Regions from separate parts of the Homo sapiens genome. Here region 1 is linked to region 2. A link is a loop called in an ENCODE intact Hi-C map of the cell type or tissue named here. Cell type or tissue: MCF 10A. All regions are shown on one strand. Each heading gives the region's core, and the rest is flanking DNA. Links, peaks and the distances in the headings are about the cores only.

Region 1 (15,066 bases), core at 6,824-9,323, 66 kb after region 2:
GAGACCAACGAGGACTCCCAAGGAAGCCTCCTGAGAGTTCACAAGAATATGTCACTTTCCTAATGTTTTGTTCATATGTTAGCTCCTAAAAAATTACAAAATGATGTGCAACAGTTTTAATGTTGGAGTCATACAATTTTAATGAAATCAAGACTCACATATATGAAAAATATGGAAGTTACTACTGATCCCAATGATTATTTCCATTAATAAGAAAATATCTTGAAAGGAAAAATGGTAGTGATTTTTAAATAAATCTTTTGAACTAATAGGAATTTATAGTTACTAAGAATTAATACCACTAGTAATTTAATTTGAATATTTTTAATATACATATGGATTATACTACAAGAATGTTCACAGTAGCCTTATTTTTTAAATTTATTTATTTATATTTTTAATTAACAAATAAGAATTGTATGTATCTATGGCATAAAACATGATGTTTTGGAACATGTACACATTGTGGAACGGCTAAATCAAGCTAATTAACATAGGCACCACCTCATACACTTATCAGTTATTTGCATAATAGCATTATTTCTAATTTCAAAATTTGGAAACAGTTGTCCAAAACAAAAAGGATTAGCTGAGTAAATTGTAGCATATCCATATGGTGGAATACTTTTTACAAACTGAAAATAATGTTATAGAAATGTATTTATATTTAAATGGAAAGGCATTTACACTCCACTGTTGAGTGAAAAAAAAATCAAGTTACAAAATACTATGCATTGTATGAGTTCATTACTGCTTAAAAGGAAAGGATGTCATACAAAAAAAAAAAAAAACCTAGAAGGAACTGTACCAAAATGTTAACAAGGGCAATCATAGGTTGAGGAATACAAGTAATTAATATTTTCTTCTGTTTCCTTCTCAGCATTTTCTGTTGTTGCTTTTTTTCCCTAAAATAAACATGTATTACATGTGTATTACATGACACTGTTACCTTTTTAAAGCACGTGCCTGTGGTATTACAAATATGAATGTGAGATTTTAGGAATAAGACAATGAGCACCTGACTTAAAGGTGAGGCAGAGAAGGGGACTGACCCAGTAGGAATCTGTCCTGATGGCCACACAGTCACAGAACTCATTCAGCAAATGGCCCAGAGCACAGGCTGTGGATCTCAGCTCAGCCACTTGTGATCCAGGCCAAGTGACTTCATCTCTTTCCAGTTTCCTCATCTGTAAAATGGCTGCCTCACCACATTGTCAGAAAGCTAAATGAGTTGATACAGTGTATGTAAAGTTCCTCAGCTTAAAATAAAGTCTGGCACATGCTAAGCTTTATATGTGCTTGCTTATTTAAAAAATATTTTCTTTCGAAGATTCCTGAGATAACTAGGTGAAAAAAAAATTACTTATTATCCCACCCCCTTAGGGTTGAGTCAGCTGGGTAGAGAGAAGGCTGGCGCTGGTTTCTTTTCAAACACAGTTCATCATCTTAATTTCTTTAAAAAAAAAATTAAAGAAAAAAACCAATTCACTTCCTTTCCTCCTCCCCATAAAAGCTCTTTGGGAAGTTTTGCTTTATTGCTAATGCTTTTCTTTATAACTGGATGATCAATTCAGCTGGGATTAATTGAGCATGAAGCTGGCAGCATCTGTGGAGCCATTTATCAGAGAGAAGGAGCCAGCTCACACTGAAGCCCACCAGCTATCATTATCCGCGCCAGCTCCAGCAGCCTCAGGCACACCTGAGCCTCAGGTGGCTAGCGACATGCTCACCGAGTGTGCGACAACCAAGGGTGGGACCTCCTGCACTCTCCCCTCCCCAGCAGAAAGGCTGTCTGGCTGCAAATGATCCTCACAAGCCCAAAATGCTATATTTACTCCAATGCCATGCGGGCATCTTGCTGTAACACTGTTTTAAAAAAAAAAAAAAAAAAAAGAAAAGAAAACATTAATTTAATTTAGAGTGAATATGACCTGGATTCTATCCAATGGAATTTTGTTAATAAAGTACCAAAAAATATCTTTTTATGAAGCAATATCCAGCATGGCCCCTGCAAGCATACATTAGAAAGATTTTGGCATAAAATTCCCACTGTATGTGTATTTGCCAGAAGTATAGGTTGTGTTTGCTTACCAATAACCATGTGTAATATGTGAACATAGACAGTTGATGAGCATTGTGTACATGATAAGGATAATAACGAGAACTGATATCGTCCAGGACTTATGTGTCAGGCGATCTTATAGGCACTTTACAGCTACTACCTCATTTAATCCTCACAGCCTAGGATGTATGAATTCCCTCCCTAATTTGATGAGGGAACTGAGCAGAGAGAGGTTAAGTAGCTTGCCCACAGTTACACAGCAAGTCTAGCATAAGCTGGCATTCCAACCAGGCAGAGCGGCTCCATACCCCATATACTCTGTACACCACCAACCATTCTGTTACTCTGCCTCCCACGTGTGTGTGTGTGTGTGTGTGTGTGTGCACTCTTCATACACATACATCTGCTATTTGCCTTTCTTCCCTACACAAATCTAGGGCTGCAGGCGGGCTGCAACTGGCTAACACCAGCTTTTAAAGTCTCTGTAGCCAAGGCTGCTCTTAATCAGCCATAGCCCAGGTGCCATAGCCCTTGCCCATCCTAGGCAGAAAGGAGCGAGAAGAGGCTGTCCTCACTCAAGGCCTGCCCTTCCTTTCCTTCCACAGAGGGAGAGTCTAATTCGTGTGTGTGTGTGTGTGTGTGTGTGTGTGTGTGTGTGTGTGTGTGGTTTAGTTGCTGAACATTAGTACATATAATATTTTAGTTGCTGAACCCCACCTTGATGGCTAATTTTATGTCAGTTTGGTTGGGCTGTGGGGCCCAACTATCTTGTTAACATTATACTGGATGTTTCTGTGGGGGGATTTTTGGATGAGACTTACATTTAAATTGGTGGACTTTGAGTAAAGCACATCACCCTCTCTAATGTGGGAGGGCCTCATCTAATCATTTGCAGGCCTGAATAAAACAAAGGACTGATGAGCAAAAAGGAACTCTGTCAGCAGACGGCCTGCAGACTTGAACCGCAGCATTGGCTGCTTCTGGGCCTTCATCCTGCAGACTTTGGACTTGCCGGCCTCCGTAATCCTGTGAGTCAGTTCTTCAAAATAAATCTCTTTCTATACATACACACATGCCATTGGTTCTGTCTCTGGAAAACCCTGGCAAATATACCCACACAGGATCAGATAGGCTGGGAGCACACCGGCCTCACTCAGCTGTCACTAGGAGTGGGCGGGGAGCGGGGGTTCTTCTGCTTAGGAAGGATGTAGGAAGAAGTGACCTTTTAACTCTACAAGTTAAAATGCAGGATTGGGTTATTCCAATGCATGGTATTTCCCTTAGTACAGAGTCTAGCTTCAAGGAATCCACCTTTCACCATGTGACCAAGTATAAACATGAGACAGAATATGGAGCTCCAGTCCCAATATTTAAAGGGACAGACGTATGAAGCACAAGGTCTCACATAAGAAGGAAACCAACGCTGTGACCCAGATCCTGTCACTGGCCTTTTAAACTCTGAATCACAGAACTCACAAAGGGAGGGAGATTCTTATCCCTCCCCAATAACATATTTTTCCTCAGCAAAAAAAAAAAAAAAAAAAAAAAAAAACAATGACCAAAGGAAATCCTTTGTGGGACGCTTCCTACCATTCCACAGTTACCATTCAAAAAAAAAGAAAACGCTCATGGAATTGAGCCACCTCTCCTGGCAAGTGATTCACATTGAACTCAATGAGAGAATCACTTTGCATTTCCTGCTGAAGTTATTTTGCAAGTGGTCATGGTCATCATTACTGAGCCAAGGGAAGGACAAGTTCATAGCCAGGGTGTCCACCTAAATGGATCTGACTCTTTGGTCATTTCCTGTGCTAGCTCCCCCCACAAACGGGACCTGTCACCCATGGGGACACTAAGGCTGAGACCAGAGTCTCAACCAGGCATTGCTATGAGACTCTGAACAAATTCAGGTCTAGTATTTTCCAACACCTCTCACCTTCCAACCACATACTTAACATCAAGAAGAGATTCTTGAAAATCAGTCTTCTGCACAAAAACTCTAACTCAGAGTCTTTCCTATGACTTTACCTGGGAAAAGCTACAATGTTTCACATCCACCACCCAAGACTCTCAATCAAATTTTTAAATGTAACTAATATACAGCAAAACACCTATCTATCTGTATATAAATAATGAACTCTCATGTTAGAATGTAAAATGCCTCAAGCATGGCTTCCTGGTCACCAAAAAATTCATGTTTGTAACAAAGAGTTGCTTGATGACCTGCAGTGGCTCCCCTCTTAGTTCTAACAACCACCAAGACACACACCCCATGCTGACACTCAACATGCCTTTCAAGAAAATGTACAGTATTTAGAATGGAACTCAAGACTATTTCGGCAAATCGTTTTGTTGAAATGTTGTACTGAGCTAGGTGGTCATAAATATACACGTTTTTCTATATAATCATTGACTCAAAAACATTGTATAGAAAGGCATATACATTTTATGGAGTTTGGGCTTTAAAAAATCAAGAACCATTCTGTTGAGAAAATGTTCCCTGGAGAGACATTGTGGAAAATCTATCATTTATTTGTTTATTGTGGTTATTATCTGTCTCCCATCACTCAACCATAAGCCCCTTAAGAGCAGGGATTTATTTCTGTTTTGCTGATAAGTCCCCAGTGCCTAGAAAGGATCTGCCTCACAGGAGGTGTGCAAGGTGTATCAGATGAGTATATTAATATTTGTAACATTCAGGGAGGCTGCAGGGAGATGGATGGATTACTAAAATCCTCATCGTTTATGGAAGGACGCTTTGAAAAGAGCACTGGGCCAGGAGTCAGGAGGCCTGAGTTTTGAGTCCTGGACTGGCCACTCTGTTACTTGCTGTGTGACCTGAGCTTCGTTTTCCTCTCAGGTTCACCAGACTATCAGCAAATCCCCCAGCTCCATCCCAGAGTCTCTATCTGATTCCAGTGGGGAAAAGCCCACTGAACTCTCTAATGGGAGGGGGAAAAAAGACAGCCACAGTCTCAACTGGAAGGAAGTAGAGAGCAGAAAGCAAAAGAGAAAGAAACATAGTATCTGGTTTAGAAAATGAGGAATCCTTTTCCTCCGCCGGGTGATCCCTTCTTATTACATCACACTAGAGACATGGTGGTGACGTTCAAAAACAAAGAAGAAATCTCAGAAGTAGCATATAGTGTTCCAGGAGCTCCATCCTGCCTGCAGAAAGCAGATTCCTGCCTGCAGAAAAAAAAGCAGAAAAAAAAAAAGGAGGCTGAGCTTCCCGCAAAGAGTCATGAAGCTGGGTTTCCCCTGAGGTGTCACCCAGTCCTGCTACGCTGTTTCCTGTAGGTGTGCTGCCAGCAGCTGGGCTCTGCCAGAGGCTCTCCATGCAGCAAATACAGCCTTGACATCCTGGAGATCAACAGGGAGCTGCACACTGCATCTGGGACTGGGAAAGAGACCTTAGCAGAGCGCAGACAATGAGCCCTCATCCTTTTCAAGATAGAGGCGGACACCTGGAGGAGGCTCCCAGCATCTCCACTGAATGGACAGGCTACAGACAGGCAGCCATCCTTCTGACGTGGAACAACTGATAAGAAAGCTAGACGTAGATGCACGTTCACCAGGCACTGTGCTGACAGCTTTACGTACACCATTGCATTTCATTTTTAAAATAGCTTTACGAGGTAGATTTTATTGTTGCAGATGAAGAAACTGAGGCTCAGAGAGATTAAGTGGTGTGCTGAAGATCACACAGCCAGGATATGCAAGTGGCAGGACTCAGCCCCCACCGTCTGCTCCCAGAGCTCAGTCCCTTGCCCCCGCACACATCTAAATGGGTTCTGGATTTGCCATAATACAGGACACATCTTCCACTCGCTCTTCTCAGAAGCCACAGCAGACCTAAACAGAGGAAGCCACCCCTACCTGTGCCGAAATATTTTAGCCTTCTGTTGCCCTCAGTAAGATTCAAATATACTCTCATCTCTTCCATCTTAAAAATGTGCTTCCGCACCAACGTCTTCCAGTTCCAACCCACCTCTGTCTTGCCATCATGCCAAAGGGCTTAGAAAAGCTGGCCACGCTGTTTTCTTACCTCCTACTCAGTCCTCTACTCCCCTCCCCATGCCTGAATCATCAGGAAGCCTCTGATCAAGGTCACCTGCCATCCCGGGGTGCTGAGTAGACCCTTTTCTCTGTTTTGGTTTTACTCGATTTCTCAACCCCATTTCCAACGTCAGTCACGGCCTTGTTCTTAAAACCTGCTGTCCTGTTAGGACACTCACTGCCACCCCTCCTGGTTTCCCTCCCAACTCTCTGCCTCTGTTGGCCTTGGGTGCTCCTGGGACTCTGCCCATTCCTTAAATGTCAGGGTTTCTTGGGATTTCACTTCTCACCCCAGACACTCTCTAGGGGGGCCGGGGGGGGAGGATTTATTCACCCTCAGGCCTTTGATTAATAGCTGCATGTGAGTGATTCCCCAATCTCTGCCTCTCACCTTGCTCTGTGTTCTGAGCATCAGCTCCACAGACCCAGCCTGCCGGCTCATCGTCCTCACCACCAGGAGAAACGAGCCTCACCAGTACCCGGCCAGGTTACTTCTGCCTTGTTTCTACCACCGAATATTCCAGCCTTTGAGAACTATTGACTCTTCTGAGCCACTGTACAGCCATTGTCCCCTCTTGTAGTAAACACTTTAGCCCTCCTTTTTCCCTCTGGCTCAGTTCCTCTCGTCCTTCAGATCTCCCTGTGGGCCTCACTTCCTTTAGAGAGTGAGGAGAGCATCTGCCCATCAGGCCCACGTGAGCTCTCGTTGCCCAGCTTGCTGCCCCTTTAGGAGCCTGGAGGATGCTACACTGCAATGGCCTCATTTTCTTTTTTTTTTTTTTTTTTTTTTTTTTTTTTTTGAGATGGAGTTTCGCTCTGTCGCCCAGGCTGGAGTGCAGTGGCGCGATCTCGACTCACTGCAAGCTCCGCCTCCCGGGTTCACGCCATTCTCCTGCCTCAGCCTCCCGTGTAGCTGGGACTACAGGCGCGCGCCACCATGCCCGGCTAATTTTTGTATTTTTTTTTTTAGTAGAGACGGGGTTTCACCGTGTTAGCCAGGATGGTCTCGATCTCCTGACCTCGTGATCCACCCTTCTCGGCCTCCCAAAGTGCTGGGATTACAGGCGTGAGCCACCGCGCCCGGCCGCCTCATTTTCTCCATATCCTCCACTAGGCTAGATCAGGAGACAAGATTTCCTATTTTTTGCTATTTAATTTCCACCAACTAGTGTAGTTCTTGATCCATGCATTAAAGCATTCAATGAATATTGGTCAAGTGAATGAATATGAGTGACAGCATCACTTAATCTGGTCTCAGGACCCTCTCAAGTCCAGTGAGCCCACAACTCCACGAATCAACAGCAACATGTGCTGGCTGTCAACCACAGCCCTGTTTCCTAGCAAGCCCTCTTTGTTTACTGCAGATGATACCTGCTCCCTAAGAACTGAAATTTAACCTTGTCTCCTGATCCCTATCCATAGCAACCACCGTGACTATCAACACATTCACCACTGGCTTGAGTCTACCTGCATTCTTTCCCTGAGCACATTATCCTACAGTGTTCTCTCATCACTACTGATGCTAATGACCGATGCTTGTCACCAGCTGTGCACAGGTGTGGGCTGGTTCAATGCCCTGAACACTGTTGGTTTAGTAGGCTGCTGCAGGGCCCTTTTTTCAGTCCAGAGGGGGGTCTTCTTCTCTCTGGAAGTCCTGGCACACTGTACTCCTGGAGCCACACAAGCAGCCTCCAACTTCATGTGTGCTTATTTGCATATGCATGTGTGCCTCTTAAACCACAGCCCCAGCCAAATCTAGCCACTTCCCATCCAGTGAAATCCTTCGAAGAATATGACAACAGTGAACCTGCTCCCTTCTGAGGGAGGAACTAGGAACTAAGAACAAGCCTGTTCCTAGCTCAGGTTTGCCCAAATGTGCCACATATGTGAAAAAACACAAGCTTTTCTACTTACCGTCCAGAAGTTTTCAGATATTGTCACATTTGTGGATAGAAAAATCTGGATGTCTGATTGACCCTGCCTTCACTTTGTGTCCTGTTGATTGCTGTTATATAAACCCTGATGAGCTGATCTTTCTTTTCTCAAATCTGCCATTTCTTGACCTCCATTGCATAATCCCTGAATGTGCCTTCCAGGTGCTATTGTCATTCTGGAGCAAGTACGGCCAAGTCATCTCATGAGAGCTTTGTAAGGATTATCTACAAGCAGTAGCTGTAGGACTTGGCACTCTGCCAGCCAGCAAGAACACTCCGGTGTCCCTCTCCATGCCAGCTGGGCCAGTGGCTCACACAGGTTCTGGGCAAGCTGTGTGTCCCCTCCCTCACCTCTGGTCTCTCCCCAGAAAAATCCCAATGATTAGTGCTTTTCACTGCAGAGGGATGTATTAATAGAATCCAGAGCCATTTTTGTCTTAGAGAAAACCTCCTATAAATACAAAACAGTGCTGTGATATGACCCTATCATTCTCCAACCAACAAATTTTTCCTGAGCATCTGTGATTTACAAGTTCTTGCATAATAGGGTTCCAATTTACCATATCAAAGTAACTTCCTCAAAACTGTATCTTATTTACTTATCAATGTCAAATTTGTTTATTTATTGATCAATCAATGAATTAATCAATTGAGAGATTTCATAAACATGTATTTTGCCTTTACTATATGACAGGTTTAGGGTTTATGATAAGGATCCCAAGAGAAACAAGACGATCTTTTCCTCAAATTGTTCACTATCTGTATTATTTTGCATGGGCTGCCATAATAAACACCACAGACTGGGTAGCTGAAACAATAGAAATTTATTTTCTCACCATTCTGGAGGCTGGAAGTCCAAGATCCAGATGACAGCAGGTTATTTTCTCTGGGGCATCTTGTTGGCTTGCAGATAACTGCCTTCTTGCTATGTCCTCCCATGGTCTTTTCTCTGTGCATACCTACCTACCCCTGGTACCTCTCCCTCTTCTTATAAGGACGCCAGTCCTTTTGGATTAGGGCCCCACCCTAAGGGCTTCATATGAACTTAATCACCACTTTGAAGACCTTATCTACAAATTCTGTAACATTTTGAGTTTCTGAAGATTGGGACTTCAACATAGGAATTTGAGGGTGGGGGAGCACCATTTAGACCATAATACCATCTTCATTAGAGAAGCAGAGAAATTGAAAAGTAGTTACAAGTAAGTGTATTAAGGAGTATGGTAAAGGAGATACAGGGTGATTCTCCAGCATTGAAGAGGACTCCTAACCCAGTCTGAATGAGAGTGGAGGTCAAGGAAGGCTTCCTGGAAGAGTAAGTACAGAGCATACTGAATAAATGTAGCACATACAGAGACCTGCAGTGAGGGACAGCACAGTCAAGGAAAGTAATTCAGTTTGATTAAAACAAAGAGTACAAGAGAATGGGAGCAAGATGGGAGACAGGAAAGGAAGGCAGGGCCAGTAGGAGAGCCACACAGAGGAGACTGGACTCTGCTATAGCAATGGCACATTAAATAAATAAACGCGTGCTGGGAATGGGGAGGGGTGGCCACACACCACATGGGGCTTTATGACAGATGATGGCTGTCACTGTTTGGGGATATATTACAGGCTGGGAAAGCAGTTAGGAGGCTGACAAAATTATCTATGCAAAAGGTGACGTATTAGCAGCAGGCAGAGAGGCTGGGGTGGCCTCTCAATGAAACTAAAGCCAGGGGAAAGGCAACACCTGATAAGGGGAATACAGAGTGAGTAGAACAGTGGCCAAGGAGGGAACTGTAGGAATATTAGCATTTAAAGAAGGCCTAGCAAACTGGACTGTCAAAAGTAATTTTTTCTAATGCATAAAAACTTCAAAATCATAGAGAGAGAGGCTCTGTGCCACTCCATCTTTTAGGAACAAGACAGATGATGATTCTGCCATCATCAATATTTGAAATGCACAGCTTAGTTGTCCTGATATTTGCATGCAGTTTATGCACAGTTTATGGACAGAGGAAGTGAGCAAGTGAAGAATGAATGTGGTTACCTGGAAGTGGTGTAAATCAATTACACCCACACCTAACTGCAAGGGAGGCTGGGAAATGTAGTCTAACTGTAGTCTAGCCATTAGATGAACAGATAGCCAGGGTCTCCCCAATGAGTACAACTTTCCCTGCCAGAAATAGGATGAAGGAAGACATTCCAGCCAGAAAGCATGACATAAGCAGGGGCAGAAATTTTCAGTATGTATTCAGGGACTGTAAGTAGTTGAAATGGTCTATGACATAGAATTCATGTAGGAGCATATTGGGAGCTACAAAGGGAGGCTGAATCTACATTGAACAGAGCTTTAACTATCTCATAAGAGTGTTAAGTTTATTATAATCACCAGGGACCTTTGTTAAAAGGTTCGAAAATGATTTTCACTGAAAAAGATCTTTCAAGTAGATAGAGATAAAGATGTTCATGGAAGAGGAAAAAAGATGAGATAAATGAAGAAAATCTGGATAAGGATTGTCTCTGCTGTATTTTTGAAAGCCTTGATTTAAAAAATGTTTTTTAAAAAAAGTAAGGGCCCAGCCGGGCGCAGTGGCTCATGCCTGTAATCCCAGCACATTGGAAGGCAGAGGCGGGTGGATCATGAGGTCAGGAGATCAAGACCATCCTGGCTAACACAGTGAAACCCTGTCTCTACTAAAAATACAAAAAATTAGCGGGCGTGGTGGCACGTGCCTGTAGTCCCACCTACTTGGGAGGCTGAGGCAGGAGAATCGCTTGAACCTGGGAGGTGGAGGTTGCAGTGAGCTGAGATCGTGCCATTGAACTCCAGCCTGGGCGACACAGTGAGAGTCCGTCTCAAAAAAAAAAAAAAAAAAGATAGTAAGGTCCATTTAAAAATGTTTCACTGGACATACTATGAGATAATAAAACCAGTAAGGAGGAAAAATGTTTTCATCTATTTATGCGTTAGCTTGTACTTTTATGTAAGAACAACTAGGCAATGTGTGATCACTTTGAAAGCTCTAGGACAATGAAACTTTTAGCCAAAGGTATTATTTTATGGGAATCTGTAATATTACCACAACAGGAATGGCTCCCCCCTCTGCTTAAAATCACAGGGGCTTGATTCACTTCTCCTTCTCCACGTGTGTCAGAATTGACTTTGCAAGCAATGCCAGAGGAGACTACTTCCATCAGTATTGAAAATCTATTCAGTAGATAAGCTGCCATTAGAAATGAATTGCCTGAAAGAGTCACAAAATTCTTCTGTAGCACCATGATTTGTTGTTTTTCGTCACCTCTACCTAGCTTTGTGATGCTGAGTCCAAATGGAATCAACACCCACACCATATTTGCTCATAAATCTCTTTCATTTCAAGGCCAAAGATGGGGTCACCTTTACATCTTTTTGCTAAGAAACACTCATACGGAATACATTCCAGGTATCCCATTTTAGCAGATGTATGGCCCCCAGACAGTTAGGAGATGTATGGCCCCCAAACACTTAGGAGATGTATGGCCCCCAAACACTTAGGAGGCTGGGGATTTGCCAAGCCTTTTTAACAACTGCCCTTTCATAAAGGGGTAGAGTTTTTCTGGGCTCATGCTCTTCAAGTCCTAGAGAGATATGCATACCATTCTTTGCAACCTAGCAAAATATTTTTTGATCTTATGGAGACAGTTGATAAAATGGAAAAGATTTTAAAAATGTAGAACCACAATGATAAGACAACCCTGAGCACCAGCTGTTACCAGTTGTTGACCTTGGACAAATTATGTAACTTCCATGAGCTTAACATGAAAATAATAATACCTATAACACCGGATCTTATATGAATAACATAATAGATATAAAGTGCTTAATAGTGCCTGGCACATAGTATGATATAAAATATGTGTTCTTCACACAGGCTCCACTTCCCCGACATATACTGTGTTGAACTGCTGGCCTTGCCTGTGATGGACAAAGCACTGAAATCCAAATGTCAGAACCTATCCTACTTCAGGTATAAAGGCCCTGCTGTGCTGCTTGTGTACAGCCTATTGTCCAGGTACAGTACCTCCAGTGGGTCATATTCTCTGCACATTGTATACTACCACAGTCACCACAGTCGTTAACAATGATTGGTTCCCTTGAAATTTAACCTACACTGGCTGTTTTACCTTGATAGAGACATGCTACGGTTTACAAGGAATGTTAAGTACAGAGTACAAAGAAAAAATAATGCATTTTGAAGGGCCTCTGTGGAGAGGCGGCACAAGAAACTCTTGTTTGTGGAGCTACCTCCAATCTTTACTTTTCCAAAGATGGCAGCATCATTCCAGTTGGGCAATTCTTGTGGTTTTTTTTCCCCATTCTGAGGTCAGCTACAGTTTCTCCCATGTTTTCTTCTAGGTGTTTCATTGTTTCAGACCTTACATTCAGGTATCTGGTCTATTTTAAGTTAATTTTATATAACATTATCTATTGGTTTCCATAGATGCTTTTTACCTGGTTGAGGAAGTTCCATTCTACTCTTAGTTTATCAAGAGCGTTTTTCAACATTGGGTTTGGATTGTATCCTGTGCTTTTTTCCTATATCTATTGAGATGATAATGTGGTTTTGCCTTTTTAGTTTGTTTTTTTTTTTTTTTTTTTTTTTTTTTTGAGATGGAGTCTGGCTCTGTTGCCCAGGCTGGAGTGCAGTGGCGCGATCTCAGCTCACTGCAAGCTCCGCCTCCCAGGTTCATGCCGTTCTCCTGCCTCAGTCTTCTGAGTAGCTGGGACTACAGGTGCCCGCCACCATGCCCGGCTAATTTTTCGATTTTTAGTAGAGAGGGGGTTTCACCATGTTAGCCAGGATGGTCTCGATCTCCTGACCTTGCGATGCCTTTTTAGTTTTTTAATATGGTGAATTAAATTGATTGATTTTTTTTAATGTTAAGCCAGCATTCTTGGGCCCTGATGTATTATCCCTTTTATACATTGTTGGATTTAAACGTTTTGCATCTATCTGCATGAGTGATTTTGGTCTATAGTTTTCTTTTCTTGTGATGTCTTCTTGGGTTTGGTATCTGGATAATGCTGGTCTCATTGAATGAGTTAGCATATATTTCTTTCACTTCAATATACTGGAAGAGAATTGTTACGTAGAATTGGTATTATTGCTTATTTAAATGTTTGGAAGAATTTCCAAGAAAGTTTTCCTTATAGGAAGATTTCTAAACTACAAATTTAATATGGCTATGCAGGTTATCTATTTCTTCTGGAGTGAGCTTTGGTAATTTCTGCCCTTTTTTTTTTTTTTTTTTTTTTTTTTTTTTTTTTTTTTTTTTTTTTGAGACAGAGTTTTGCTCCTGTTACCCAGGTTGGAGTGCAATGGCATGATCTCAGCTCACTACAACCTTCACCTCCCGGGTTCAAGTGATTCTCCTGCCTCAGCCTCCCAAGTAGCTGGGATTACAGGTGCCCACCACCACACCTGGCTAATTTTTGTATTTTTAGTAGAGACGGGGTTTCACCACATTGGCCAGGCTAGTCTTCAACTCCTGACCTGAGGTGATCTACCCACCTCGGCTTCCCAAAGTGCTGGGATTACAGGCGTGAGCCACCATGCCCAGCCTGGTAATTTCTGCCTTTCAAGGAGTTTTCTCATTTCAATTAAGTTGTCAAATTTATTGGCATAAAGTTGTTTATATATTTCCTTGTTATTCTGTTAATATCTCCAGTGATGTCATCTTTCTCATTCTTGATATTGGTAATAAGTGTCTTCTTTCTTTTTTTCAAGACCAGTCTGTTTATAGGTTTATCAATTTATTGATTATCTCAAAAAACCAACTTTTGGTTTCATTGCTTTTTGCTGTCACTTTTTTGTTTTCTACTTCACTGATTTTCATTCTGATCTTTATTATTTTCTTTCTTTCACTTATGTTCTAATTTGCTGTCATACATTTTAATTTTATGCATGTAATAAAATCCACAATACATTGTTATTTTTGTTTAAGATGCGAATTATCTTTTGAACAGATTTCAACAACAATAAGAAGAAAAATCTTATATCTTTGCCCTTGTAAATTTCTGGTGCTCTTTATTCCTCTGTGTAGAACCAGGCTTCCATTTGATATTATTTTCCTCTGCTTGAAAATCTTCTTTTAAAATTTTTTGTAATGTGGATATGCGGGCAATTAGTTGTTTCAACTCTTGTATGTATGAAAAGGTCTTTTCTTTGCCTTGATTTTTTAAAGAGATTTTTCTGGAGTATAGAATTCTAGGTGGACAGGTTTGTTTCTTCCTTTTAGTACTTTAAAGATATTGCTCCACTATCTTCTTATCTGAATAATTTCCAAGAAGATACCTTCTGCCATCCTTATCTTTGTCCTTGTGTATGTGATGTGTCTTTTTTCTCTGGCTGCTGTTAAGATGTGTTCTTTCTAATTAATTTTGAGCAACTATAGTCTAACTTGTAGTTTTTATTGCGTGTCTTGTTCTTTGGGTTCATTGAACTTTGGATCTGTGAGTTTATAGTTTTCATCAAATTTAGAAAACTTTTAGCCATTGTTCTACAGTACACTAGGGCTCTTTTTTTCAGTCTATTTTCTCTCTGTGTTTCATTTTGGATAGTTTCTATATCTATGCCTCCAAGTTTCTCATATTTACTTTTGTAATGTGTAATCTACCATAAATTCTATCTGCTGTACTTGTCATCTCAGATATTGTAGCTTGCATCTCTAGAATTTTGATTTAGGGATTTTATATCTTTCGTGTCTCTAATTACCGTTTTCAATGTATTGAATAAAATTATAATAACAGTTTTAATGTTCTTGTCTGCTAATTTTAGCATCTATATCAGTTCTGGATTATGTGTGTCAATTTCACACTTAATCTTAACAAAAATAAGTGTGTTTTTAATTCTCATTTTGTATTTTACAGCTTCTTTTCATGCTTGGTAATTTTTATTGGATACCTGACATTGTGAATTTTATAATGTTGCTGGGTATTTTTGTATTTCTATAAATATTCTTATATGTTATTCTGATATACAGTTA
Region 2 (15,066 bases), core at 4,434-6,933:
ACCATCTGTATCATGTCCATGCACTCTGCCTTCCCTTGTATTATTATGGACGCATGTCCTTACTGCCATTTGAACAGTCTCAAAAGGTTCCATGGAAAAAGAAAACTAGAGAGAGAGAGAGAGGATGCAAATACAAGAAAATGTTAACAATTGTTGAATTTATGTGAAGAATATATGGGTGTTCATTGTGCCATCCTTGCAACTTTGTGAATTTAAAATTTTCCAAAATAAAATTTTGGGAAATACACATCAGCTCTATGTTTACTGTAAGATGTAGCTTTCAAATTTTATTATTTTATATTTAGTGATTATTTACTAAAATAGATATTTGCATAATTTTGATTAATTACATAATGATCATGATTGTAATGATACCTTAAGTCAGAAAAAAAATCAAACATTTAGAGCCTTCCACTCAGGACATATATATCACATATGTGATTGACTGCAGTAATGTATGATAAGGTGAACAACAAAACATCTTAAATTTTAAAATATATAATTCTATGTTATATGTGGAGTGGAAATATAAATTCAATAAGGAAAAAAGAATGATATAAAATTTCTAATTTTTTTTTTTTTTTTTTTTTGAGACGGAGTCTCCCTCTGTCGCCCAGGTTGGAGTGCAGTGGCGTGATCTCGGTTCACTGCAAGCTCCACCTCCCAGGTTCACGCCATTCTCCTGCCTCAGCCTCAGGCGTCCCCCACCATGCCCGGCTAATTTTTTGTATTTTTAGTAGCGGCGGGGTTTCACCGTGTTAGCCAGGATGGTCTCGATCTCCTGACCTCGTGATCTGCCCGTCTTGGCCTCCCAAACTGCTGGGATTACAGGCGTGAGCCACCGTGCCCAGCCCAACTTATTTATACATTTCTAATGGTAATGGTGGATATCAAATTGCTATGATATTTCTTTAGAGTAAAAGAGTTTTGCAACTTTTTAAAAATATAATACATTGTAATAAGATTTTCAACTATTTGAATTTCTGATGAAAATTTCAATATCAATGTAAAATATGCAAGTGGGTACAGAGTTTTTAAAAATTATTTTAGGAAATCTGTAAGTAAAAAATGGTTGAATACCTTTGTTCTACGTCTAAAAGTTTGGGTATCTAATTGTAGGGAAATGTCTTATGAGTGCTAGGCAGCTTTAAGAATCTGTTTGAATTAGTACTCACAGGTTTAAAGGATGATCAGTCAGTGTAGGAGTATGCTTTTCTCTAGCCACTTTTATCTACATGGATACAGGGATGAGAAAAAAGTAGAGTCAGATTTAACCATTTTGGAGTTTTGTCAGGCAAATTAAACAAACGGAGAGAAGAAAAGAGAGCTAATGGTATATTTCAATGAGTGATTATGGTGATTGATCATATGCTGATAAAGGAGGGCAGTAGAGAGAGGATGGGGATGAGGGACATAAAAATGTGGGAGATTGTGAGTTCAAAGTATCATTGAAGTCATGGAGACAGAGGAAGTGAGCTAGAGATAGTAGGTGGTAGTTTAAGAATAGAACTCTTCAAGTTAAGAACATTGAGGGTGTGGTAGGCAGAATTTTAAAATGACCCCCCCTTCTCTCATGACTCAGCCCTTGGATAGTCTTCTCTGTTTGAGTGTGGGAGGAACCTATGAAGATATGAATATTGCATAGGTGATTGGGTGATGTTACATAGCACAGCTGACTTTAAGTAAAGAAAGTTAGCCTCAGATAGTCTGACCTAATCAGACATGTAGAACTGACCAATAAGAACTGACCTAACCAGGTGAGTCCTTACAAGGGACAGAGCTCTCCCTGATAAAAGACATTCAAAACTTGAGAAGCACCCTATAGAAAAGAGAATCTCCGTTGTTGCCTATGAAGATTTAGGGGGTCACGTGTCAAGGAATGTGGGTGGCATCTAGGAGCAGAGAATGGCCCAGACTGACAGCCAGCAAGGCAATGGGGACCTCAGTTCACAACGTCAAGTAACGGAAGTCTGCCACAACCATGTGAGGGCCATTTGAGAATGCAGACTGGTGAGACACTGAGCCGAGAATCCCAGCAGTGCGCCCAGATGTCTAACCTACACAACCTTGAGCTAATCAATGGGTCTTGTTTTAAGCCACTCACTTGTGCTTATTTCCTTTCCAATCCTTTGTGGTAATGTCAAGTTTTAAGATATATGAGCAAAGGATTGAGAGTATAAGGTTGGGTAAAAGACGATAAACTTGAGGAACTAAAATGCATTGGGATATCTACTTGAATTTACCTGTAATTATAAAAGGACTATGGTGAGGAGAGGGTCAGTGAACCAGGAGTTAAAATCTTCAGAAAATGAAAGAGAATGACCTAGGGGAAGGGGTCTATGGATGACAGAAACTAGGAGAGATGGGTGTGGAATATGCTGATGGTATAAATTACATAGCTGGGGTGAGGGAGCAAAGAGGACAGATAGGAATGGTTTAGAACAGTAATGTGGAGCAAGAAGGACAGCACCCCACCTCTAGGCCCAGTGGTAGGAGGGCTGTCAGAAAGAAAACAACACCCACTTGAAAAAACTGCTGGAAAAATATTGACTTCAGCAGAGAGTCAAATTTCAGGTAGAGGAAGAAGGTGGAGAGAATTAGAAGTGGTGGAAATATGGGAGGTCTTTCTAATAACTGACCCAGAACTCTGGAAATCACAGTAGAAAATGTAGAAGGTGTTGAGACATAGGATATGGGATTAGAGAAGGGAATGGGAGACCCTTAGGGGATGAGAATCCCGCAACGAGCACTGACTTAGGAAGTCTTCATATCTAGTGGTAACTGATAAGTAAGGATAATAAAAGGCACACATCATGATGATCTCAAGGAGATAATGGCAGACAAGCTTTGAATATTGAAAAGAAGAACTGTTCTCTTACTAAAGAATGTGATACATGAGGAGTCTTTATTTCTGCTGATGAAGGTGCAAAAGCTTGGAGAGAGGCAGAGCACCCAGACCACTGGGGAACCCTCTCCAATGGGATAGAGGTGGATATGAGGTTACCATACACTCTGCACACTCAGGAAACGTAGGTTGAAAATTTGGGTTGAGCTTTCTGCAGCCCAAGCAAAGAGGAAAATGTAACATTTAAATGAGCCAAAGAGTCCACAAGATAATAATAGAGAAAGCCAGCTATGGTACTGTCTCAGTCTATTTTGTGTTGCTATAATAGAATACCCAAGGCTGCATAATTTATAAAGAAAAGAGGTTTATTTGGCTCATAATTCTGGTGTCTGGGAAGTCCAAGAGCATGGTGCTGGCATCTGCTTAGCTTCCAGGAAGGACTATGTCCTGCATCACAACATGGCGAAGAAGCAGAAAGGTGTGCAGCATGTGCAAAGAAACCTAACACAAGAGGCAGCCTCACCTATTACAACCCACTCTTGCAGGAACTAACCTATTTCTGTGAGAGTGAGAACTCACTTACTCCCATGATATGGCATTAATCATTCATGAGGGTGGTGCTTTCATGATCCAACCACCACCTTTCATTAGGTCCCACCTCCCAACATTGCCACATTGGGAATCCTGTTTCAACATGAGATTCGATGTGGACAAACCATATTCAAACCATCAATCCACGGCAAATGCCTTATCCTAAGAACTAAGAGAAAGTTCTCCCTTGTCTTCTAAAGAGGACAAGTAGTGATGAAGTGAATACTGTTCTCAGCAATAGTATCTATAGTAAATACAGCAGTAAATTCTACATGTCTGCTTTTCTCAATGTCCTTCAACACAGAGTGATAGTGTAATGCTTCAGGAACTTTAAATCTTTAGCTTAAACCAAGGAAAGATTTTAGTGTATCAAATACAATGGGTTGCACACCTTCTCAGCAATGCTTCATAAATATTGTCCCTCTCATTTATGTATGTTCTAATTATTGAGCAGCAGTAAGTTTGAAGTTAAATTTAACAACAAATCTCTATAAAGGAGCTCTTCTCTGTTGCAGGTCAGAAGCACAACCACTGTGGGCAAAAGACAAGTATTTAATTTATAAATGGAGGTGGACCAAGGAGAATATTGATTCTCTTCAATGCAGATCCCACATTATATACAAATAAATGGATGATTAAAGTCATGCACTGTAGAATACAGACATAATAATTTTAACTTAAAAAATGTTTTAAGTACATGTTACCAAATACTCACTTCGGCTAGAAAATAATAAGGGGCAGCAGCACCCATTTAACTTTGAGTTACATAACTTCCTGATAAAATTTCCATAAAAAATGGGCTGCAAAATGTTACATCAAAAGAGAGGAATGTTTCATTGGAAGAAGAAAAAGAGAGAGAGATGAATGTTGTTTCACTGTATCCAGTTGTTATTCGACAAAAGCTATTGAGAAATATCTATAAAAAAATAAATTTTAAAATAGTCAATATGAAAGGCTTTTTGGGGGGAAATAATTAGATGGCAGGGCCAGTTGCCATTGAGTCTACTCTAACTTATGAAATTAAAGATTATGGGCTTGTGTTATAAGGAACATGGCCATTCCTGATGGACATCACAAAATGGCCCCAAGGAAGCCTGTGGCAGTGGTTAGGGCATCTTCTAGAAAAGGTGTCCCAGAAACAGATCATCAGCCAAGTTTCCAGTCTTGCCCTGATGATAATTTCAACTGTGATCTAATAAAGGAAGCAACAAAAGAGTGGATTCTCTGAACTTCATTGAGAAAAACTAAGAGGTTTTCATTGAAATTGCTGGACATCTTGAGGAGAAGCAAACCTGCCATCTTAGAATTTCTGATATGCAGGAAAGGAAGCCTGGTCATAGCAGGGCACAGGCTTTCACCTGCAACATTTTGCTCACATGATTTTATGGCTCAAGACTCTGTGAACTGTTGGGAGGGCAGGCAGCTGAATTAAGCATGTGGTAACACTTGCCATGTGCCTACTATGTTCATGTGCTTTATACACATGATTGTTTTTCATGTTCACAACACACCCATGAGAGGGCATCATCACCATCCCTATTGTCAGGAAGGGTGGAAGCCAAGTGACTGGGTAGAGGTCACAGAGACAACAAAGGACAGTACCAGGACTGGGACCTTGGTCAGCTTGGCTCCACTGCTGACCCTGGTTCAACCACACTTTCTCAGAAAAGCCACGCTGTCTATACAAGGGAAAAGCACCCAATAACAAAGGTACAGTAGTGCTATCTTCATAAATGTGTGTATTTATGCAGGGAGCTGTCCAAAAAGCTGAAAATATTTAAAAGCTGCTCAAAGGAATGAGAAGAGCACATAACCAAGGCAAGGAGAACATATTCTGAGGGGTAGAGTGAGCTTTATAGTGGCTGAGGCTAGTTTAAAATGCACAGGAAAACTAGGGGGAAAGATTGTCTCATCTTCTTAGTCAGAACATGGCAACCAAGGAAATAGGCAGATTTCTCAAGGCCAGTGATGCAAGTGAAAGAATGACAAAGAGAAAGCAAAACTCTTCCACTCAAAGGTTGCATCCATTTTTCTGTCTCTAGAGAAATTCAGAGATTTTTTTTTCTGGCAAATGCTTCAGCACTATAAAAGTTCCTATTCTGCAAGGCAAGAGGCTCACTTGAGCCCAGGAGTTTCGAGACCAACCTGGGAAATCTAGCAAGACCCCATCTCCACAAAAAAAAAAAAAAAAAAAAAAAGTAATGTTAGCCAGCCATGGTGGCGCATAGCTGTATCCCAACTCAGGAGGCTGAGGTGGGAAGAACACTTAGGCCCAGAAGGTTGAGGCCGAAGTGAGCTATGATCACACCACTGCACTACAGCCTGGATGACAGAGCAAGACCCTGTTTCAAAAACAAAAACGAACAAACAAAAAAATCTTATTCTGGCTACAGGCCACTCTGGTGAAGTTTTCTTTCTCACAACACTAGCATTTCAACAGCTTCTGTAGAAGTTCTGTATTACCAGTTCTGTAGAAGTTCTGTATTACCAGTTCTCTAGCAGCTTCAATTACATGTACGTGGAGTAAGTATTACGGGGCATGCCTGTGCATGTGTGCATGTGTGTGGGTGTGTGCACATGTATTTGCCATGGAAATGCCTGATTTTATAAATTACTACTAAGTTGAGAGGAATACAGATGAAAATTATTTCAAGTCCCTTAGAAACAGAAGTCACTTTTTTTTCTGATATTTGAGAGAAATTGAGCATTTGGCTTTTATCTCCACCTGTTGTCTGCCTGCAAAGCTGGTGCTTGATATCGCTGCTCTAATTTTGTTTTGTTTTGATTCCTCTGAGAGATTCAAAGGCTCATAGAAATGTTCGTTGTAATTCAGCAATTAGTGTGTCTGCTGCTTTCCTTTTCTCCTGACCAAAAATGCAAGGTCACTCTGTCCTGTGAAAGTCATTTTCTGCCGACATCTTACACATTAATTTGCTGGCATTAAAATCCAGAGGCAAAGAAGAGCAAAATGTCAAAAGTTCCAGTAGATTTTGGGCACAGAACAGTAGGAAAAAGTGAGTGAAAAAAAGCCTTCCAGGCAACTGCTCTTCTTTGATCCAAAAAAAGTGTTCCTTCAGTTTTTATGTATGAAAACAACAAAAAAGAACAGTTGAAAGGCACAAGCTTCTAAAAGACATCTCACTGGAAATTACTTCTTCTAAAATACCGAGTTCACCTTGTCACTCCCCAGCTCTCCAGTCTTCTCTATAGATGATGTCTTCTCTATAGATGAATCCCCAATCTGGTTTCTCTAAAGTTAGTGTTCAACCTGCCTCCTAAGCTCGTTTCTCATTCCCCTACAGAACCATTCTATCTACTCAAAGTGTTTTGTACAAAAAAAAAAAAAAAAGGTTCTCATTTCCAGTCTTTCAAACACTATTTTCTAGCCTCAAATCCAGGTCAGCTTTGTGGGTGTAAGACCAGGGCCCTCGCACAGGGTTCCACTTTCAGAAGGGAAAGTGACTTAATGCTCCATGCTCACCATCTTGAAGTTATTTGCAGTTTAATGCTCCATGGTCGCCATCTTGAAGTTCTTAAGAATTGTGCCTGTGAACTTGCATTTTGTCAGTCCATGGGCCAATGGAGCCTCAGTTCCTGCACAGTCCCACCTCCCACCACCGCCCTGCCTCCCTGAGATGGGTTCCTGGTCCCACTCAACTCCACTTCCCTGTCCTTGCCCCACAGCCAACTTCACCCTCAGCAAGGGCCTTGGCATGGGCCAGGGAGAGCTGAGGTCAAGCATGTACCCTATAGAAACTTGGGCCATGGCAAGGTGGAAGCGTCCTACCCTGGGCTCACAGTGCCACAGCACAGTCAGCCTTTTAACTACTCAAGCATGAAAAATATCCTGGAACCAAGGCTGCAGTCTCTTGAGGATCTTCCCCAACCCCCAACCCCTGGTGTGGATTGGGGCAGTGAGCCTGTTTGACAGGGAGACAATTTCCCTGTCCTGGCTGGGGCCCTGCATTCTCATGTTGCACTGGGCCCTGCAAATTCTGTAGCCTGCTCTGCCTAGAATATTAGATTCCCCACCCTTCTGTTTCCTTTAGATTTCATCCTGACAATTTTAGCTCTTTATTCAAACTGTTAAGATTATTTGGAATTATAATCATGCCATCATGACTGCTACACACATGGCTTTTAAACAGTTCTCTAAACTACTGATACAAAGGGTAACAGAGCTAAAGATAGAGTTTTGTATGACCACTGGAGGCCACTTGTTGGCTTGTCTTAATTTATGAGCTCTTTTTTTGTTATCAACTCATTGATCTGACACCCTGCCTCTTATTGCCAGGCTGGCATCTATCCAGCTTGTCCTCAAGGTGGATCATTGCTAAATACTACCTCCTTCCTCCTCCTTCTGCCACCTTGGCCCACCTCAGCTGGATCCACTTTTACCTCCCATCCCATAAAGTTTGGTTCTACCCCAGTATCTCAGACCAGTAATCATTTGAATTCCTTGTCAAAGAGAGAACGTTCACCAGACAGTTGTTTAAAAAAAACAAGGCTGGTTTTATTCAGACCACTGCAACAAGGGAGAAAGACTCCAGCATAAACTGAGGTAACCCTCAGTGAAAGAAAAGGCGGAGGCTTTTTCAATGCTGGGGTGCACCAAGCGAAAAGTCCTGGGGGGTGTTCCAGGGAGATTGGGCAGGGTAATTAGGCATCTCCCACAGAGACTAGGAGCAGCAGCCCTCTCCTTCCTGATGATTTCACTGCAAAGGTATGGCTCCCAGGTCCTTGAGAAAGGCATTCCTGGGTTGCAGAAGATACATCTTAAAGAGACAGAGGAAGAGTTTACAGTCATAAGTTTTCTAAGGTAAATGCTCTAAGAAAAGGGCAGTCAGGAGCCTGTAGTCAGATTTTGGCTGGAACAAGCAGCAAATGCTTTTGGCATGGTGGAGCTTTCTCAGGCAGGCATTTAAGGAAGTTGGTGTCCTCATCTTAGGGATGTGGCGTTGAGCTGATAGAAGATGTTCTAGAGTTTGGTCAAGTCTCTTAGTGTGAGTGGTCAAACGAGTCATTTGTATCAAGACTTTTACTGTTCTCATCTTAAGCCACTCTAGTCCCACATTCATGTGACTGAGGATGCAGTGTCCCACCAGCGACCACTGGTCTCCCTGAGTCTCAGCACCCCTGCCCCCCATCATGGGGCACCCTTTTGGTGTTCAAGAGCCAAGCCTGACTCCTTTCGACAAAACCCTCAGGAACTGGGACTTTGTGTCAGTCTTTCTCAGGAACTGAAACCTTGTCCTTGACCTTTCCTGGAAGCAACAACAGGATGGGCAGAGACACTATTTGCCTAAAGAGCTGTTGCTCTTTAGGGAGAAAGGTTATACCCCTTACTCCCTGACAGAACCTGCTCTATCAGTGGTGTCCACGCCAGGGATTAACCTGCTAGGGGCAGTGGTTCTGGGGCAATGCCCAGCAATCACTACCATCTTGCCTTACACAAAGTACTTTGCCCATACCATCTCTTTTGATCCCTCACAAAAGGCCCACAAGGGGAAAATGATGCTCCAGGGATTCAGTCATGCAGGGAATTCAGGAAGTTAATAATTATATTTTCATTTTGTTTCTAACTTCTGCACCAAGGATAATGAGACTCAGATGGAGGAAACTAATGCCCCAAGTAGATGAGAATGTATTCGGAGAGCATTAAGTGTCTTAAAATGAGTATAAGTCTTTAGGCTCCAAAAGTAACTACCAGAAGCATTGAAGAAGTGATCAGAGAGCCACGTTAGTGGGTTTCTAAATACCCTGGAGAATGGAGGAAATGCCAAAAGGTTAAATATAGCAAATGGTTTCCTGATGGTCATAAAAGGGAGAATTGGTTGTTCATAGCAAGGCAAGGGCTCCCAATCCGTAAGCTTCCTGTGGATTTCCAGGGAAATTCCCAAACTAGTATTAGGCATACCTTGGTGAGCTCTTAGGAGGACACCACGACAGATATAGATGCACATGAAAAAGCGTTTTTTCTACTTTATTGATGATTAAACTAATAGATGAAACTGAACTGAGAAGAGTACCACAGATAACAGAATACGGATTCAATGGTCTTCTAAACCATCAGAAAGGGGAAAAATATCAGAATTTAATTGAACAGCAATAAATGCACATTTTTTTAGGGGTTGAAACTGTCACCTGCAAAAGCATTTGATGAAGAAAACCCAGCTTGATGGCAATTTATATTTTAAAATCCAGGTTTAGTTTTAATTCATTGCCTTCATGCTTAATATAAGGCAACAACTAAGACAGCCACCAAAGTGTCTAACCCAACTTTATGCCATATTAATTAAAGTTGAAAAAAATAAAATGAAACTAGGTCAGAGCTTCAATATACTAGGCAAGAGTATGTACTGGAATATTGGGAAATAGGAAAGTCCAGGCTGACTTTCATTAAGAGTAATATTGACAACTTGAAAATATATAGACTGGTGGGTGTTCTTACAGAAACTGCCCCCTTTTGATATAAGAGGCAGCCTGATTACGGTGAATACAATTTTTTTTAATCCTAATTTATGAAGTTTTTTTGGTTGGAATTGGAAGAAACTTAACTGTAAGTTCTCAACAAAAAGTAAAATTGTGTTACTTTATTGGCTCAAGAAACTGGGAATTATGGGGTAAGGAGGTGGAGAATGATTGGCAGATTTCTGAGGCCAGAGACTTCGTACTTCTGGACCTTCTCTCTCTCTTCCTCCTTTTATTGTGGCTTCTTTGTACCAGTTCAGCATTATTATCTTCTACTGTGGGTCAACGTTCTCCATGTGCTCCCAGTGGCAGAGTTGGAAGGTGTAAAGGCGGGATGCAAAGGGGGTGGGGTTAGGCAAAGCGGGTGGGGTTTGTCAAGAAGTCCATTACAATTGGAAGACCACCTAAAAATATGTGGCTGGAATGAGAAAGAAGCAGTTCACCAAAAGAAGGAAAAAGAGGGAATGCTACTTGCAGAAGATGGATAAAAGGCACTAGGGAAGAAAAAAAAAAAACATAGACATCTCCCCAACTTCCCAGTGGTAAATGGGTAGATTCTACTACCTTCCATAGATGTTACAATCAAACTTTATTTAGAGTAAATGTAAAAATATAAACTCATTCAAAAAGGTAACCTTTGCTTTATGCCATAGATTACTAAACAGTTGTTTGCAACTGAACTTTTAAATAAATTTTATTGAGATATAATTTACATGTGTTCAGTTTGGTAATGTTCAGTTCAGTGAGTTTTGACAAACTTATACACTTTTGTGACCACTGCTAAAACTAAAATATAGAATATTTCCATCTCTACAAAAAGTACCTAATGCCAATTTGCAATCAGTCCAACAATTCCGTGCTCCCTTGATCCCAACCCCAGGCAAACATTAATCTGCTTTTTGAGAGATTTCTAGATCAGATTGGTCATTTCTAGAATTTCATGTATATGAAATTATACAGTGTGTACTCTTTGGTTTTTGCTTCTTGGACTCAGCAAAACCTTTTGAGATTCATCTGTTATTATATAGAAATTCAATTTCTATGTAATATTCTATTATGTGGATATATCAGAATTGGTTATGCATTCACCAGCTGATGGGCATTGGGGTGTTTCCAACAAAGCTGCTGTCTACATTTGTTGTGGGTTGAATTGTGTCCCCCAAAAAGACAGGATGAAGTCCTAACCCCTGGTACCTGTGAATGCCACAGATAGGCACAGACAGAAATAGGGTCTTTGAAGATGTAATTGAATTAAGATGAAGTCATCAGGATGGGCCCTAATCCTATATGACTGTATCCTTATAAGAAGAGAAGAGACACAGACACAGGGGCCTGCATGGAGAATGCCATGAGATGATGAGGCAGAGCTGGGAATAACGCATCTACAAGTCAAAGGGCACCAAGGGTTGCCACGAACACCAGAAGCTAAGAGAGAGCCAGGGAACAGATTCTCCCCTAAGCCTTCAGAGAGAGCATGGCCCTGCCCACACCTTGGTTTTGGACTTCTTTCTCAATTACTGTGAGAAAATATGTTTCTCTGCTGTTTAAAGCCACTCAGTTTATCGTAATTTGAGTTTGTTACAGCAACCCAGGAAATAAGCCAGCATTCAAGTACCCATCTTTGTGTGAATATATTTTTATTTCTTTTGCATAAACACCCAGAAGTGGGATTGCTAGGGGTTGTGTGGTATGTTTAATTTTACAATAAATGCCTAATCTGTTTTCCAAAGTGCAGTAAATTTTACATTTCAGCTACCAATGTAAAGAGTTACAGTTGCTTCATATCCTCACCAACACTTAGTATTTTCAGTCATCTTAATTTCCCATTATGGCTTGAATTTGCATTTCTCTGATGGCTATTGATGTTGGGCATCTTTCCATGAGCTTATTGGCCATTGGTGTATCTTCTTGATGAAGTATCTCTTCAAGTATTTTGCCCATATTCTAGGGTGCAATGTTTTTACTACATATATGCTTTGCATGTATTTTCTCCCAGTCTGTGGCTTGCTTTCCATTATCTTAATGATGCTTTTTGAAAAGCAGAAGTTTCTGTTTCCATAAAGTCCATTTTTTTCTTTTTTTTCACTTTATGGTTTTGCTTTTTGTGTCCTATGAAATCTTTGCCTACCCAAGGTCACAATGATCTTATCCAATTTTCATTTCTACAAGTTTTATCATTTTAGCTTTTACATTTAGGTCTATGTTTCATTTTGAGTTAATTTGGCGTTTGTCATGCTAGGTAAATGTCAAAGTTCTTTTCCTGGTGGAATCTAGTTGTTGGAATGAGTTAACTTCACATCTTTGTCAAAACTCAAGTAGCCATATGTGTGGGGGTCTATTTTTGGATTCTGTATCTGTTCCATTGATCTATATTTGTCTCCTTACCCCAATACCACACTATCTGAATACTTCAACTTTATAGTAAGTCTTAGAATCATGTTGTGCAAGACTTCCAATTTTATTCCTTTTCAAAATTGCATTGAGATTTATCTGTTTGTTTGCTTATGTCTTTATCTTGAAATAGGTAATAAATGCACGCAAAGAGGTTTTCAGTAAGAAATAAGTCTTTCTGCCATTCCTGGCACCTCGGCTCCCAGTTCTCCTCCCCAGAAGAGGCCACTTACAAAAGTTTCTTATTGTTTTCTTTTTCAGAGATTATAATTAAATTTTCAAAAACAGAGTCAGACTTTAAATTTACTATTTAAAGTCATGTTATTTATAGGCACTTTTAAAAGGGAAAACATAATGGCCTAATTTTATTTTCCATATCAATCCAAATTGCCAGTAAGTGTACTTGCCTCTGAGGCCAGTGAATATTGGAAAGATTCAGCCTTTCCTAATGATACACTTAATTTTATCCCCAAGAAAAGAGGAGCAGGGACGTTTGTGTGAATCACCCAGTCACCTTAATTCTGCTAGAGTTATTTAAAAATGCTGCTTATTTTTAGTTTAATTGCAGCATAATCATATAACATCAACTAATCAGAGCTTGGTGACACTAACAAATTGATCTTCAGTACAATCCCAGAAGCCTAGCTAAGAATCATCTGAGTATGTGACTCAGAGGTCACTCACCTCAAAGATCAAGATATTCCAAAGCTACAAATGCATGGATAGAATTCCATTTAACAAACACTTATCAGTTATCACATGAGTATAAAATCTTACACTAGGCAACGTAAGGGAATACAGAGACAGATCAAAGCCTACTGATCCCCTCTAGGAATTTACAATCTAGAAGGAAGGCAGGTACATACATGCAAACATATCTGGTACAATTAAAAGTTCTAGTACTGAGGTTTTCATAGGAAGGGAGGCACATTCTGGAAACTAGATGATGATACCAAGCAAACACTTGTTGGAGTCAAACTGCTCAGAAATTCTCATTTCAGGAAGATGTCTATGCAGTGTATGGTTCTCCAGACTTGTATTTCACTCTTACTACAAGGAATTATTTTATCTCTAAACTAGGTCAGTGGTTTTTCGGAATATAGGTACATAGAAAAAGAAGATAGTGTTAGAGACTGGGAATCTGTCTTTGTTAATTCCTAAGTTTGTCCTGTTGATCACATTTAATGACTATCCTGTGTATACTAAAGAAAAGTAACAGAGTTCTCCTCCCACTGGTGAAATAAAAAATGGATTTGGTGACTTGTTTTCTTTGGAGGGAGAGAGATAAGCAATGACTATTGCCAAGCCTAAGAAAGTAGGGAGGGGAAAAGAAGAGATAGTCCTACTGGAGCAAGACTGAGAGAGATTCCTGGCTTCCTCTGAGACTTGGCGTTTCCTCTAGATTCTTCAGAAACCATGAAGGCTGAACACAAAAAGAACTGTATCTCAGAACTCACATGCCTGATTCAGAAAAGAAATAACATATTGTTGATTGTGGGTAAAATATGCAGGTTTGTGAACCTTAATGGCCCAGAATTTCTTGTTGTTTGTGTGTACAACTAACACTCGATGATTAATATGTGTAGTATAAGGTATTTTTCATTAAAACTTCCTATAACTTAGGAGAAAAGGTGCTTCTCCTATGATAAAGGTACTCTTGGGGACCCTGAGAGAGAAGATTATGCTTTACTAAACAAGCTGTGCTGAGGAAGTTCACAAGAAAGTATTCAATTAAAGTGCTACATTTGTGTGTATCTTGGTGTCATCATTAATTACTGAATAATGTATTAAGTACTCCACAAGGATCACAGAGGTCAGAGCTTACAAACTCTAAAGGTTGATTTACAATTTTATTTATATGCTCATTGATTAAATAAATAAAAAACTAGTGCCTTGCCAGGGTCACACAAATTTAAAGTAGAAGTCAAAAACCCTCCTGCTCTTACCATTGATTTGCTATTTTATTTACATGAGTTAAGAATGCATTCAGCTGCAAGTAACAGAAAACCCAACTAATAGGAGCTGAAACAAGTAGAGATTTATTTTTCTCATGTATCAAAGCAGTCCAAAGACTAGTTGCAAATAATGTTGGTATACCTGTTCAATAAAACCATCAAGGACCTAGGCTCTTCCTATCTTTTCCTTCCACCATCTCTAATATCCTTAGCATGTCTTTGTAATTGTCACTGATTCATCACAAAATGGCTGTAGAGGATCCAGTCATCTTATCTACATATAAGACAGGAAAAAGAAGGAAAAGCTGGCACCATCTCAACTGTCCCCTTTATCAAGGAAAGCAAAAGGTTTCCCAAAAGCCAGCAGGACTACGATCAACATTGGCTAGAAATGGGCTACGTGGCCACCCTAGCTGTGAAGGCAGCTGGGAAAGTGAATAACTGGCTCATTTGCCATTGCTGGAGAAAGAAGGTTGAGAATGGCTGTGAAGTTAGCCACTTAGTGGTTGCCACCACAGTATATAATCAAACCATTACACTTCCTTAAGCTCCAATTTTCACACCAAAAAGCAGTGTCAAAAGGCACGTGATTATAACTAAATCAAAATAAGGAGAAGTGCACAGATGCCTGAATATATAACGAACTGGACTGGTTAGCATCTCTAGCTTCATTGGAAATTTAGCCCTTTCTGCCTGTAAAAGATAACCTGGGGTAAGTCAGAGCACCAGGGGGCCTTGTTTGCTTTGCAGCTGGAAATCAAAAGCTTGGAATAATAGAGTAGCTGCACCGAGGGGTGAGCTTCCTCTCATCAT

Evidence for each region. A loop is a pair of places that touch in the nucleus more often than their neighbours do. Peaks named below come from ENCODE experiments on the same cell type or tissue, not always from the same donor. Only the 100,000 strongest peaks of a DNase experiment are listed, where the experiment ranks them.
Region 1: a loop joins it to region 2, with 4 times the contacts of the local background. A loop is called at or near these places in 3 of 110 quality-filtered maps.

Annotation. Positions count from the first base shown.
Region 1 is chr13:40,310,282-40,325,347 of GRCh38, forward strand. No RefSeq gene overlaps it. Among named protein-coding and RNA genes, the nearest start is that of LINC00548, 97 kb to the left of the region's middle. RefSeq lists a silencer at 7,471-7,765. In MCF 10A, for the core only: no CTCF peak of the experiment used is centred there; a DNase peak (open chromatin) is centred at 8,280.
Region 2 is chr13:40,246,461-40,261,526 of GRCh38, forward strand. No RefSeq gene overlaps it. Among named protein-coding and RNA genes, the nearest start is that of LINC00548, 33 kb to the left of the region's middle. In MCF 10A, for the core only: no CTCF peak of the experiment used is centred there; a DNase peak (open chromatin) is centred at 5,391.